Regions from separate parts of the Homo sapiens genome. Here region 2 is linked to region 1. A link is a contact called in ENCODE Hi-C or POLR2A ChIA-PET data. All regions are on one chromosome and are shown on one strand. Each heading gives the region's core, a stretch centred on a gene start or an enhancer-like site at or near the end of the contact. The rest is flanking DNA. Distances are from core to core; before and after follow the strand shown. Region 1 overlaps GREM2 (gremlin 2, DAN family BMP antagonist). Region 2 holds the start of GREM2 (gremlin 2, DAN family BMP antagonist).

Region 1 (4,556 bases), core at 2,052-4,551:
CACTCCCTGAGCATTTTGTCCAATCCCATGACATTCATATTATAGTTACTCATGTAGAGAGATGTTCACACCCTTATGAGACTGCAAATTCCTGAGAGAAGTGAACGAAACACCTTTGCTTTCCCATACCTCCTATCACAGCGTATTGCACATGAAAATAAGAATGCTTGCTCTGTTGTTATGGTTTACAAAGTGCCTTCACTAAAACTCTCACTCTATCCTCACCTCTACCCTGTGACGTAGGAATGATTATTATCTCATTGTAATAGATGAAGAAGCAGAGAGTAAGACTGAGGAGGTGTTTTGCGTAATGCCACTGTGGGTCTCCTGACTCCAGATCTGTGCTGCTTCTAGTACATATCTGCCCTCAAATATTTGTTAAATGAAATGACAAATTTAAAAGATGAATTAATCAATTCTGGGGAGGGTCAGAGATTGAACTGCAAAGTTGATGTTACAACCTTCCATGGCTTCTCCACAACCTTCTAGACTTCTCCACAAATCTGCCAGCTTCCCCACAGACAGTGGCGACAGGGAGAACGGGTATGGAATGTAACTGCCATGTAGAATCTGACAGATGTGGCCTGGGGAATTCATCTCCCATCCCCTAAAGGTTTAAGGAGAATGACCTGACAATGAGAGTCTGAAGGGAAAAGAGAAAGCATCTTCTGACCTAGAAAGTGCCAAATTGCACAGGAATCCCTACCTGAATGTGAAGGTGTTTTCCTTTCAATCCCAATCTTTCTCATAAGGCAGAGTATCAGATTCACTGACCCACCTGCAGCTGTTCCAAAATGCAGATTCCCAATCTCGGCCCTAGGGCTTCTCATTCATTAGGGTCTACTGAAGAGTCTTGAAATTTGCTCTTTTTTTTCTATTTTTATTTTATTTTATTTTATTTTATTTTATTTTTGAGACTGAGTGTCACTCTGTTACCCAGGCTGGAGTACAGTGGCGTGATCTTGGCTCACTGCAGCCTCCGCCTCCCAGGTTCAAGTGAATTTCCTGCTTCAGCCTCCCGAGTAGAGGGATTACAGGTGCCTGCCAACACACTTGGCTAATTTTTGTATTTTTGGTAGAGACAGGGTTTCACCACATTGTCCAGGCTGGTCTTGAACCCCTGACCTCAAGTGATCCATCCACCTCAGACTCACAAAGTGCTGGGATTACAGACTTGAGCCACCGTGCCCAGCCTATACCCATGTTTTAGATGAGCAAACTAACAGAGAATTGCCTTGCCAAAGGTTGTGTAGTAAAAAAGAGTAAGCTGTGGCTTGGCGCAGTGGCTCACACCTGTAATCCCAGCATTTTGGGAGGCCACAGTGGGCAGATCACTTGAGGTCAGGAGTTCAAGACCAGCCTGGCCAACACGGTAAAACCCCATCTCTACTAAAAATACAAAAAGTAGCCAGGCATGGTGGCAGGCGCCTGTAGTCCCAGCTACTCGGAAGGCTGAGGCAGGAGAATAGCTTGAACCCAGGAGGCAGAGGTTGCAGTGAGCCGAGATTGCACCACTGTACTCCAGCCTGGGCAACAGAGTGAGACTCAGTCTCAAAAAAATTTTAAAAAATTTGATCTTACAAAGGCAGAGAGTAGAATGGTGGAAAACAACAACCACAACAACACAAAAACAACAACAACAAAAAACAGTAATCCTATTGCCTCCACATCTAACAGCCCAGCGACCCACCTTCAGCTTCTTGACCTTTGGGTTTATTGCTACATATCTACAAGGATTAATGAACTGCTCTCAAGAAAGGATAACTTTGAACTCTTGGATATTTTGTCTTTAATGAGTGATTTATGTAGTTCAATTATCCAGAAATATAGATTTGCTCACATAGATGTGTCTGAGCCTGATTTATTTTCATTGTGAATTTCCATAAACCTACAGGCTAAAATTGTAAAATATTTTATTCAGAAGAGACATACAAGTAACCATAAGTTATGATTTAAAAATCGCTAATACTGTAAACTAGGCAATTTACTCATTTGTGAATTAACCAAAACATCTTCAACTTGACACTAAGACTAACATCCCAAACTGTAATAATTTCCCAAAGAAATACGTTTCATGATATTTTTCAAGTTGAGGTTTTCAAGTTAAGACCCGAACTGTGTTCAGAAAACATGCATGTAAATTGTAGGCCCACCTCCCGTCATCAATCACTCTTACATGCATATGTAACTTTCATTCTTTTAATGTCCAAATGGTGAGAACCCAAACTGAACAAAGAAAAGCCCTTAATTCTCAAGAGTGGCACAACATATTTGTGTGTGTCGTTGTTGGAGAAAGTTATGTTTATAGTAAAGAAGAATCTAAATTAGGAACACACTAAGATTTCCTTTTTTTCCATTTTTTTTTTCCTTGTATGACACATGACAGAAGAAACATGTTTTTAATTTTAGGACTTTTTCTTTGTTGAAATAAGTTGCGACAACATCACTTTTATGGCCGACTCAATTCCATGTCAGTTTTCAGGAATGGAACTTCTATTTATTTTGATCTCGACGCTGCCAGCAATGGTTTTAAAGCTCAGTTAAAGAAAAGATCCTTGCTTTGCATGACTTGGTAAAGGAAAATATAAAGATCCAAGATTTATTTTGGCACCCACTGTAAGTAGAGACAAACAATAATTTGGAAAATTTGTGTAAATGTTACCAGTATGAATCTCATTGATCTGCTTTTTAAATAAGTAATGGTAAGAAACACCATGTAGCACTTGACTAAGAAATACACATCGGAAACAAAATAAAAAATCTTCCCAAGTAAGTTCTTATCATATACTGCTTTCTGCAGTATTAATTATGTGGTTGTTTTAAAAATAAAATACAGTAAACGAATGCAAAAGGAACTGGCAGAGCTTAATAAACCTCGACTCAGTTTAAACTCATTGAGTTTAATTTCATTCTAATTGGAGTATCTGAAATTTAAAGAATAAATTGTTTTAATTTCTGATATAGTGTCTGTCAGGCCCCAATATTTGGTTGTTTTTATTCCAAACAAAGAGTTAAGTTTAAAAGGTTTTAGTTTTCTGAATATTTTAATTAGAATTATGTTATCTGACTGCCCCCTCCCCCACTTCCCACTACAGTGCTAACTAGGTCAACCAGGGTTGTTTGGCAGCCTTTGGGATTATGGACTCCTTGTGTGGTTTCATGGTTTCTTAAAAAAAAAGTTTTGTAACGAAACGAAACCAAACCAAAGCTATGATTCTCAAGGGTTTGTGGCTTGATTGAAATCTGAACAGGAAATATGGACTGGTGATGCTAGTAACGTGACCAGCTGTCACAAAAACTTCCTCACACTCTAAGCGAAACCAGGAAGCTTCGTCAAGAGAGGGAAGGAAGATCCCCTTACAAGATTAGTAAGAGACTACATTTGAGAGGAAGGAGGTGGAGCAGCAAACCAAGGTGCAAAGAAAACATAGACAATTCTATTGCTGGCCCTAGTTCATGAAACTGAATTATCTATGAATTTAAATTCCTAGTTAAGCTTGTATGCTGTCTCCACGAATCAGCTGGTGTACATCACGGAGCTCACAGGTTTTCTTTATTGCCTGTATCCTCCAGAGAATTCATTTTCTACAAGGTATGTGGTTGTTTGCCATAGAAGAAAGTTGGAAAAAATATTTTTAAAGTTACTTTCACAGGACGCATAGCAATTTAATTCATCTTTCTTCTTATTTTGGGCACATTTCTTTTCTTTCTCGGGTTTTACCATTGATAACATTCTGTAATTTAACAAGTAAGATTTTGTTCTTCCCTCCCCCTCCATCTTTTTTTTTTTTTTTTCCAGCAGAGCACACAACACCAAAGCTCTGATGTTGTTCTTGATTCTCCTTCTATGTAAGCTTTGTTAAAAACTGAATCTTGTGCTGGGCACGGTGGCTCACGCCTGTAATCCCAGCACTTTGGGAGGCTGAGGTGGACAGATCACCTGAGGTCAGGAGTTTGAGACCAGCCTGGCCAACATGGTGAAACCCCGTCTCTACTATAAATACAGAAATTAGCTGGGCGTGGTGGTGCGCGCCTGTAATCCCGGCTATTCAGGAGACTGAGTCAGGAGAATCGCTTGAACCCGGGAGGCGGAGATTGCAGTGAGCCAAGATCGTGCCACCACACTCCAGCCTGAGCGACAGAGTGAGACTCAGTCTGAAAAAAAAATAAAATTAAAATTAAAATTAAAAAGTGAATCTTGCTACAGTGGTATTTGGAATGAACAACATATTGGTCATATAAATGCAGCAACACATTAAATGTAAGAGTTACCCTTACATAGTGACACCCCCACCCCCCAACCCAGTCTGCTTTACTTGCCTGATTCTTGAGAACTATTTGGCTTTGCAACTCTCATTCTAGAAATAAAAGGGACAAGACTTGGTGCTTTCAGCTGTGAAAGATAAAAGAGGAGGTAGAACCAACATTTACCCTGAGACTATACTACTAGCTAAGGCCGAGGGGTGAATACTATCACAGTTAAATAAAACAAAAAAGGAGGCACATCAAGGAACAGATTGTGGAGCTGGGTAGCAGCGCTAAGGATCAATTTTTTT
Region 2 (4,884 bases), core at 966-3,465, 36 kb before region 1:
AGACTAAATATAGAATAATAAACACTGACGATTTATTTTCCCTTAACCACACAACTGATGGGGTATAGATGTCCTTTAAATCATCCAGTTTTGCTCTTCATTAACTGAAGGACAGAGGGCTTGAATTATTATCTAAAATGAAGTTTAAGATAGATCTGTGACTTTAAGTCACCCATGATTTCACTTACACTGTCTTTTCAGTGCTATGAAGAGCTATAATGAGCCCTGAAAATAACAAGCACAAAATACAATGATCTACTTGGTTTTCTCAGTAACTGTTTCTCTCTTTTCTAGAAAGGCAATTCGAAGGCAAATTATTGGTAACTTATCTGAAAATAACATGACCCGTTCTGAAATAACATAAATGACTATTTACCAAGTTGGACAGATGATTTCATGAATTGTTAGCTCTTCTGTGCAAAGGCAGGCAGGAATGAGAGTCAGCTGTGTTAACCCTTTGCTTTCCTTTGAGTCAAACAGTTTGTATGAACAAACAGGGCAGTCATCCACTCTCCCAGCTCTATTTGCTGTCTGCCTTCAGCAAGTCACTTTATCATTCCTCCACTCTGTTTCTCCACCTGGAAAATCTGGAATATCATACCTATAACTCCTTTTTTTTTCGAAGACTGTTGAGATCTTTAGAAGAAATACATTCTACACTTTCAAAGATTTATGACAGTATTTTGTTTTTAGCTGCCTACCTAAAGAAAGGGAATGAACTGGAGTTGTTGAAGCAATAAGGATATGCCATTTGAGGTTAGACTGTGGTTAGCAGGAACCAACTGCTAAACGTGGTTTTGTTTTGTATTTCCTTTGTCAATTTCAGCTGATTTCAGGCAGGCCCATTCTGAGAATAAGGCTGCATTTCACAATTCCTGTAATGTGCCCACGTAAGAAAGAAGGCAGGTAGTCTGTTTGGTGATAGTATATTTCAAGAACTAATTGTTATTTCCTGTGAATTTGCAACCCAATGTGCTGTGAGTTGAGTTGGAACTAGAATATCAAATACCAAATAGCATACAAAAGGGATAACACTGCAAAAAAAAAATTCAAGTCAAAAATCAAAACAGAGCTCAGAGATTTCAGAAGCAATGGCTTCTTGTCAAGAATAACTGTCATTAAAATTTCCATAAGCACCAGTGAAATTGATTTTGGGGAAAAGTCTAAGGGAGGGTCTGTTTTATAAGACACACTGAAACTTTATTTTATTCTGAATTTCCCCAGCCAAGTTTGTAAGATCTCAGATTTTTCTTGGGCCCTTTCCCTGCCAAGGGGCCAAAGGTTTATCTCTATTGACACATACAGATAAAAAATTTTCATCCAGGAACCTCTATCAGCAGAGTCTGAATAGTCGTCTTTGGCTGGTGAATCACACTAAGGGAGTCTCAGTCCTGAGATGATCAGTGGTGAGAAGTTCAAAAAATAATGAAAAGAGCAAGCACTTAGGCGTCACAATACGCTTCTGGTATAACGCACCAAGCCGATGGAGCACAAGAATTGGTCTGGCGTCATTGTTTTATGTTCTCTGGATGTTGAAGAGTCTGATTTGCATTAGAAACCTCTGCATTCAATAAACAAAAATCAGGATAATAATGACCAAAGTACTATTTGGAACAGAAAACAAATTCAAGCAATGGGTGTTTTGCACTGAATTCATTCAAGATTTTATTAGTTAAGCTCTCACTTAGGTTATTAGGCTCAGCTTGCTTTTTATTTCACTGGCCTCAGTTACTGCAAACAAAAGGAGCCTGGTGTGTGTGTGTGTGTGTGTGTGTGTGTGTGTGTAAGCGCACGTGTATGAGAATGTCAGACATATCACACACAGGCTTTCTACATTCTTCACATTGGAAACCCATCAGCAAAAGGAAGAAGATCTGAAGGGAATGAGTGTTTTTTTTTTGTTTTTTGTTTTTTTCTGGTTTAGGGGATGGAGGGAGAATTTCTCTACATAAACAAGAAGGTTAGAATTGGAAGTCTGCTAAAAAAAATGTTAGAGCTGACCACAGGGTTGTAAATCCACTGACTGGAAGGAGGAAAAGAGAAACATTGCAAGCGACTGAAGTGTGTGGTGTGGCTGCAATGTTTGTGGGTTAGATGAGAAACAAGCGCTGAGTGAAACAGAGAAGGGGGGTGGCTGGTGTGATTTGTTTGGTGTTCAGAGCCAATAGAAATCCCAGACTCTGATAATATCCCCATGCAGCGCCGAGAGGATTCAGAGCTAAGTCTCCGGGCTCCTTTCACATCTGCAGGAGCAGCCAGCCTGGGACCGCGCGGCGCGGGGCGCGCTCTCGCCTCTCCTGCACCCTCAGCCGGCGCGCTTCTCTTATGGGCGTCTGCTGCAGTCTGGCTGCGGTCGAACTGAAAGCGGCGGCGGGAGACCAAACTTAGACCCCGCTGTGGACTAGAGAACTCAGAGAAGGCAGAGGGAGAGGGAGAGAGAGAGAGAGAAGGGACCCGAGGAGGAGGCTTCCATCACGTCATTGCAGGTACGCAGCTTGTCACGACTAACGTGACACAGACACGGTTTCTGATTTCTACCTTCACCAGGCACTTAGAATGAATTGACGTTGTTTGTTCCGTGGCTGGTCAGGACCGAAAGCCCTGAGTGGACGTCTCGCCGGTTTCACCCCGGGTAATTCAAGCTGTTGGCGTGTGTCTGGGGGCCACAAGGTTTATTCACCTATTGAATTATGCGTGGGTGTAACATAAGGACCTTCAAACTTGACCGTGATCGCTCTTTCTTTCTCTTTTAAATAACGTCAATACCAATATGTTGTCATCCCACCAATAAATACCTCTTGGTGACCGCCATTCTAATCATGACTATAGCGAGGCAAACACCATCCAATTGTTAGAAAGCGGGCTACGAACCTCTCCCACCTACCTACCAGGTTAATATCCTCCCTACAGGAATAGGAACCACAGCGGACTTCGGCAGAGTTTTGATTTTTTAAAGCATATGGCCAAGGTGCACCCGCCTCATGAGGGAAATATCACTATTATCACTACGCTGTGGTTGAAGGAGAAGAGAGAAGGGAGGTAGTTATTTTTTAACGTGATTGTCAGTGATCCTTCCTGTGTACCTGACTTATTTCTACATTGTCTTACGAGTTTAAAAATGCATTTGTATTCTGCACGCCAGGCACGTTCAGTTCCAGGATCTCACATATTACTACATTAAAAAGTCATGAATTGGAACTATCTAGTAGATGTGATAGTTGTAAGAAAATATTGATGTTTGATTTTATTTTATTTGATCCTAAAACTCATAAACTTCTATTTCTTTTTTTTTTTTATTTTGAGGTGTGGGTTTTGTTAAAAAAATCTATTTCCTGAGATTTTATCATGTTTGATTTGAAATTTTAAAGATAGTTATATAACTCCCCACCCCTTGATGACTTGTGATTAAATTAGCATTGCTTAATGAGTTCAGTCTTTCCTGGGAAAAGCCAGAGGGGACTGCAAGAAGTCAGTTAAAAAATTGGTCTTGCTTTGCAGTCTTCAAGGGCTGGCTGGTATTCATGTGGCTCTGAATCCCTATGAAAAGCGCTTTTTCTGCAGTGGAACAGATTGGGACTCCAGTACAGCCAGAGAATGGCTCTGCAGCAGGTGCAGGGGCAATCAAATACCTTACCTTTCGTCTAAACAGCACTCTTCCCAGTGGAGTCTTAGTCGATCATATCCAAACCATTCACTGATAATTCGCAATCGACTCACCATTCAGCCGTGCTTAGCTTTCAAGGTAGCCTTTGTCCCAAGACATGTGCCCGACCAAGGAAGATAAGAAAGTTATAAGAAAGGTATTTGTGTTGTATATCACAGTGGAGAATTTATATCGACCTTTTTTTGTTTGTTTGTTTTTTGTTTCTTATCAGATGAACATGTTCTTTCTGTCATTAAAGGAAATGCATGCTTAGCTCTACCATAGAGTCAGGAAAACTTCATAGTTTTTGCCCATCGACTGATCTGAATGATTTAACTGGGTGCTTTTTGAAATCGTGTCAAAGTATAGACATGGCAAGTGAATATTATATTTGGGAGAAGGCATTTTAACTTTATAGATAAATTTTTTTTCCTTTTACATCAGAAAGAAACTGTAAAGAACTGATCTGTGCAAATAAATATAAGTTAATCGACCCAACTACATTCTATTGGTAAAGAGTTGTTTTGTATGATTGTGAGCATTTGTCAATCTTTTATAAATAAAATAGCTGCAATAAGTTGGGACCTATTTCTGTCTTATCTTTCTAACTCTAAAGCAATGTTGGGTGTGTTGGTAGCAACTTTGTGAGTGTGAGACGGATTATATTCACTTTGTATAGACTAGGAGACACTGATGGCTTTTCAAAGATAAATATAAACAATGCTGTGATTATTCATTGTTTTTTGCTATCATTCTTCACCGAGAGAGGTAATCAACAGTTCATTCTCTATGAATCTTAGTAGAGCCAGCCAGAGCTTTACATACCCTCGAGTTATAAGTTTGGTAAAGTTTAAACAAGGTACATGCCTTTAAATCTCTTTAAAGTAAACATCTCTTTTTCTAATGCAAAGGAATGGTATTAGACTCTCAGTTCTTATTGATATGGAGAGGATTGGCCTGTCTGGGTCAAGGGCAGACACTGAGAGACTGCAGAGGCACAGGCACTCAACAGATTAGTTCAGCCACTTTTGTACTTCAGTGTTGCTACAGCAATTGCCCCTGTGCAACGTGCCAGGTTGCAGGCATGTTCTCAGTATCAGGGTCCTTCAAATATCTACGGACAAAAAAGAATTATTTCAACCAGGGAAAACGTGCCCAGCACTCGGCTTAAATGGGTCACACAAGACATTGTTTTGAAGGACAAGGTGTTCAATTAAAAATTAGACCTATGGTGCCATCTT

The links. Hi-C counts contacts between places; a loop is a spot of excess contacts on that map. ChIA-PET counts read pairs that join two places held with the same protein, here RNA polymerase II (POLR2A). Pooled maps may share reads with other maps.
Region 2: a map of natural killer cell shows a loop between it and region 1 (6-fold over the local background). The contact joins the promoter of GREM2 here to the enhancer-like site in region 1. A Hi-C loop is called at or near these places in 4 of 168 maps with a recorded cell type or tissue (CD4-positive, alpha-beta memory T cell, naive thymus-derived CD4-positive, alpha-beta T cell and natural killer cell), 2 of 37 single-sample maps with no recorded cell type and 8 of 50 pooled maps. POLR2A ChIA-PET finds 5 or more read pairs at or near these places in 4 of 52 experiments (CD4-positive, alpha-beta T cell, activated CD4-positive, alpha-beta memory T cell, activated T-cell and 1 more).

What each region holds. Positions count from the first base shown.
Region 1 is chr1:240,575,141-240,579,696 of GRCh38, reverse strand. The region is part of intron 1 of GREM2 (gremlin 2, DAN family BMP antagonist); the gene reads left to right. Among named protein-coding and RNA genes, the nearest start is that of GREM2, 35 kb to the left of the region's middle. Within about 2 kb of position 3,301, at least 3 of the 41 ENCODE cell types and tissues checked have a DNase peak (open chromatin) inside an H3K27ac peak, as active enhancers do; they include CD4-positive, alpha-beta T cell and natural killer cell, where a contact is called at or near this core.
Region 2 is chr1:240,609,486-240,614,369 of GRCh38, reverse strand. GREM2 (gremlin 2, DAN family BMP antagonist) reads left to right here and starts at 2,215. Exons shown (of 2, transcript NM_022469.4): 1 at 2,215-2,486.